Regions from separate parts of the Homo sapiens genome. Here region 1 is linked to region 2. A link is a loop called in an ENCODE intact Hi-C map of the cell type or tissue named here. Cell type or tissue: natural killer cell. All regions are shown on one strand. Region 1 has its middle 14 kb from the start of CCDC188. Region 2 has its middle 8.8 kb from the start of LINC00896.

Region 1 (2,500 bases), 50 kb before region 2:
CACTACCACCACCACCACCACCATCACTACCACCACCACCATCACCATCACTTCCACCACCACCACTGCCATCACTACCACCACCACCACCATCACCATCACTACCACCACCCCACCACTACCACCATCACCACCACCACCACCATCACTACCACCACCACCACCACCATCACTACCACCACCACCATCACCATCACTTCCACCACCACCACTGCCATCACTACCACCACCACCACCATCACCATCACTACCACCACCACCACCACCATCACCATCACTACCACCACCACCACCACCACCATCACTACCACCACCACCACCATCACTACCACCACCACCATCACTACCACCATCACCACCATCACTATCCCCACCATCACTACCACTGCCACCACCACCACCATCACTACCACCACCACCACCATCACTACCACCACTACCACCACCACCACCATCACCACCACCACCACCATCACTACCACCACCACCACCAGCACCACCACCATCACTACCACCATCACCACCACAACCACCATCACCACCACCATCATCAGAACCACCACCATCACCATCACTACCACCACCACCACCATCACCACCACCACCATCACCATCACTATCACCACCACCATCACCATCGTTACCATCACCATCACCATCACCACCACCACCACCATCACCATCACTATCACCACCACCATCACCATCGTTACCATCACCATCACCATCACCATCACCATCACCATCACCACACCTCCATCACTATGGTCGCTGTGACTGAGCCCATCCTCACTACTGTCATCAGCACTGTCACAGCACCATGCTGACAAGCCCACAGTGGGTTTGAGGGCTGCCATTGCTTGGGACTAGTTCCTCAGGCACAGGAGGCTCCACGCTGGTCTGATTGCATTGGAGGGGATGCCTGACAAAGGTCTTTATGGGGTGTGCATTGTGGAGTGGGGAGGGGGAGGCTCAGGGAGGTCTCGAGGACTTCATGCCGTGGGCATTCTCCCCGGCCCCCTTCTGTCTCAGCAGCTCCCCACGCTTCTTGACTGAGCTGGAGCAGAGGAAGCAGGCAGGGGTGGGAGGAGGGGCAGGGGCAGGAGAAGGGGCAGGGGCAGCCACAACCACCTCCACTTAGGTTGGAGCACAGCCTCCTGGCCTCCCTAAAGTGAAGGGCCACCCAGAGGAGGCACCTAACCATTCTCCCCTCCGGACTCCACCCAGTGCTTGGATAGCCAGCGGGGCAGCTTGGGGTCGGGGCTGGGCACTCAGCCAAAGGGGCTGGAGAGCATGCCGTGTGCAGAGCCTGCTCCCATGAGGTGGTGAGAGCCTGCTGCACTGGTCTCCTGCCCCGAGCCTTGGCTTGCTCATCTATGAACGGGTGACGTGGTGCCTGCTGCACAGCAGGCCACAAGAGCAGAGCGACAGGACACAGTGAGGGGCGGTAAGGTGCTGCCTGGTAAGAGAGCTGTGGGCTGGCCTCAAGGGGTAGCCTGTGTCCTCTTGCTGAGAATAGTGGGAAGCGAGCTGCGAGCTTGGGCCCACAGTGGTGGTCTTAGGCTGCCGTGGTCACATAACGCCACCTCCCAGTGCCTGCGGCACCACCCCTGGGCTCCGCAGCCCCAGCCAGCCGTCCATGTGGCCCATCCTGTCCTCTCCAGGCCTGTCTGTGTGCACCCAGTGGAGGGTCTCCTGTCTCCTGTGGCTCCCTGAGGCTGCTGGTCACAGAGCTGATGAGGACACTAGAGACCGCTGCGGGGCTGGGCGGGGGCCCTGTGGGAGCGCAGCAGCCTGGGATCTGCAGCTGGGGCTGACCTAGCACAGCAGGCCACTGATGCCACCTCTCAAGTGGCAGGGGCTTCACAGCCTCCCACTGCAATCCCGGCAGGCCTCGGTGCCAGGGCGGCCCCATCCTGGGGGCCACTGAGGACCTGCATCGGCCACAGGGCTCGTGAGCATGGGCACCCCAGGGCTCAGTGGGGGCAGCTAGAGGGAGGGTTCAGTCACCTAGGCCTGCCCAGAGCCCTGCTCAGGGCCCAGGATGAACTGATGGGGGCAACCTGCAGGCGGTGCCAGCGAGAGTGGGCGCTCCCCACAACAGGGGAGCCACAGCCAGCCTCACCGAGAGCAGGGAGGGAATGTGTGGAGATGCAGGAAACCTCTGCCACGTCCAGGAAATATTATTAACAATTAAAAATTTTAAATCTTGGTAACATTCCCGATGGCCAGATAATTAATATAAGAGCAGATAATAATTACTCAATGATTAATAACTGCACTGAATAGTTTTCAAAGTAATTGTGATAAAGAGAATGTTAAATGAAAACCCATCAAAGTTGCTGATGCCCTGCACAGCGAGGGCACCTTAGTGCTGGGGGTGGCCATGTCGACTGGGCTGAGACTGGCCCCCCGGGCCCACTGTGTCCTGGTGGCACGTATGGAGTGTGAGGACCACCTCCCCAACACACACGGGGTGAGGACCCTGCACGCACATGCA
Region 2 (2,500 bases):
TCTGGCTGGGGGGGTCTGCACCTCGCCCCTGCACCCCCAGGTTCCTGGCTCCCCACCCCCGTGCACGAAGCCCTTCTTGCCTGGCAGGCCTGGGGGCCCCCGGCCGCCATGCGCCCCACCGCGGGTGTGATTTGGCAGCAGCGTTCTCCTCGCCAGCTTGTTTCTCACATAGGGGATGTTTCCATTTTTACAGCAGAAAGAAACCGATTCCAAGCGCCTCAGCCACAGCCGGAGCGCGACGGCCCCCAGGGAGCTGCTGCCACGTCAGGTGCTTTGGGGGTGTGGGCTGCTCTGCCAGCCGTGGTCCTAATTGCTGTCACTCAGGGAGCCAGCTCTAGCCTGGGGCAGGCAGGAACCATGAGGGGGGTCTTCGGGGCAGGCACTGGTCCCTGGCGGAATCCGAACCTCTGCCTGGTTCTCCTGGCACCCCCTCCCCAGAGACCTGGAGCACCTCCCGACTTTGGGTGGGATGGGCCTGTGGTTCTGGAACAGGAGCTTTGCCTGTGGGACCCTCCCATGGGGGCGGGGTGTCCTCTCTTAGCCCAGGTGGGTTTGAGCCCCACACTGCTCCTTCCACCGCTCAGATTCCCGCCTGCAGGTCCCTGTCACGGGGCTGCTGAGGACCGACCAAGGTGACTGCCCATAGCCCCACGCCAGCATGGGGCACAGCTGCCTGGCGGCTCTGCCGTCACCCCCCGTGCTCTGACTCTGTGCTGTGGATTTGTGTCACCTGCAGACTTGGGTGGCATTGGGCACAGGGGCACGGTGTCCTCTGTCACTTCCCCACCTTGCTTGGGGCTGGTCTCCCAGGATGCTGAAGCATTGAAGTGCCTCGAGGACTGTTAGAAAGATTTTCTTAGAAAGAAACATTTGCTACCCAGGGCACAGAACAGCTCCTCGAGGTCTCGTAAACCAGTGTGGACTCGGCCCTGCTCCCGAGACTTGGAGGAAAGGCAGAAAGGGCGGCAAGTCACACGCAAGGCAATTTTCAAAGAAAAGGGCACAACTCATAGGAGGCAGGGGAAGGATTCCATTTCACCTACAGTCATGGCCCCGCGTCTTCAGGGAATAGGTGCTGTCTGGTGCATCACATTATTAGTGCTGGAGGGCATCGCAGTCCTGGGGGAGGTCACTGCCAGCATGGCAGCCCATAGGAAGTGGGAGGGTGGGATTCAAGGGCAAGGCGGGTGGTGGGTCCTGGCCCCTGATGAGGCAGGTGGATGGTGGACCTGCCTCCACCCTACCCAGCAGGCTGGCCACCAGGGCGTGTCCACAGACTCCAGACAAGAAGGAGAGAGTAAACTGAGGCATGTGGGGCCCAGGCCCTGGGCGCAAGGCTGGAGGCCTGAGGTGGCATCCCATCAGCTGGAATCAGGATTGCCTCGATCTTTGATTCTTGAGACAGGAGGAGTGTGGCGGTGGCCCCAGCAGGATCCCTGAGATCTTACACAGGTGAGGTGGTTGCAGAAGCACTACACGGGGCTGGGGCCTGAGGGTGCAGTGCTGGGTCTAGGTCTCCCTGAGAGTCCACTGACAGCTGTGGAACCAGGCCTCAGGGGAGCTGGGTGCAAATCCCACCCCTCCACAGAGCAGCCGTGTGACCCGAGGCTGTTTTGCCCTCTCTGCCTCAGTTTCTCTCTGGCAGCCGCTCCTCCCTGGGCCCCGACCTGACCCTTCAGGCTCAGGAGGCTGCTCCAGGTCCAGAACCTGGTGCTGCACTGGGTCCAGCCTCCAGGCCTTTGCTAATGTTGTGGTCTCTGCCTGTGATAACTCCTGCGAGAGCTCCTGATCTCTTATGACCCTCCCCTGCCTGGGCAGATGCTCCTCCTGTCACCGAGGGTCCCATTAGCTGGCAGCTACCCTGCCACTTGGTGGACCCAGGTGATGTGGGTGGGCCTCACTCTTCATCCACAAGTGGGTGAGAAAAGGCAGGAAAGGAGGTGAAGCCAAAGATGGCATGCTCCCCCTGCACAGGGTGACTGTATGGGGGGGTCACGGCGGGGGAGGGAGGGGAGGAGAGTGGTCCATCTAAGGGCCCTGCCAGGGCCCAATGCAATGTCCCATCCTTAGATCCATCTTCAGTCACATCCCCACGCTAGGGGGAGCAGCATTTCCAAAACGCCTGCCCTGGGGGCTCTCAGAATTCAGGGGTTCCCTTTGAGGTCACACAGGCCCCACTGAGGCCAGACACAGCAAGTCCTTGCTCCTTGGCCTAAGCCTGCAACCCCTGAGCCTCAGTTTCCTGCAGTAAGTGGGACATGATGCCTTTCCACTCCTCTAGGCTTCTGCCCATCCTGTGTCACCGTCCCAGCAGATGAGTAGCTGGTCTGGTGGCCTGAGACCTTGCTTCACTGGGGGACAGGGCTGCCATCCTCGAAGGCCAGGGTCTGGGCCTCTGGGCCGGGAGCTCCTCCATCAGCTTGCAGCCCTGGGGGAGGCTTGCAGCCCTGGAGGCCACTCCCTCTAGTGACAGAACCCATACCTCTGGGAACTGCTTCCT

What was found. Peaks named below come from ENCODE experiments on the same cell type or tissue, not always from the same donor. Only the 100,000 strongest peaks of a DNase experiment are listed, where the experiment ranks them.
Region 1: it touches region 2 in a loop (1.9-fold over the local background); 11 of 110 quality-filtered maps call a loop at or near these places.

What each region holds. Positions count from the first base shown.
Region 1 is chr22:20,163,726-20,166,225 of GRCh38, forward strand. No RefSeq gene overlaps it. Among named protein-coding and RNA genes, the nearest start is that of CCDC188, 14 kb to the left of the region's middle. In natural killer cell, no CTCF peak of the experiment used is centred here; no DNase peak of the experiment used is centred here.
Region 2 is chr22:20,213,842-20,216,341 of GRCh38, forward strand. No RefSeq gene overlaps it. Among named protein-coding and RNA genes, the nearest start is that of LINC00896, 8.8 kb to the left of the region's middle. In natural killer cell, no CTCF peak of the experiment used is centred here; no DNase peak of the experiment used is centred here.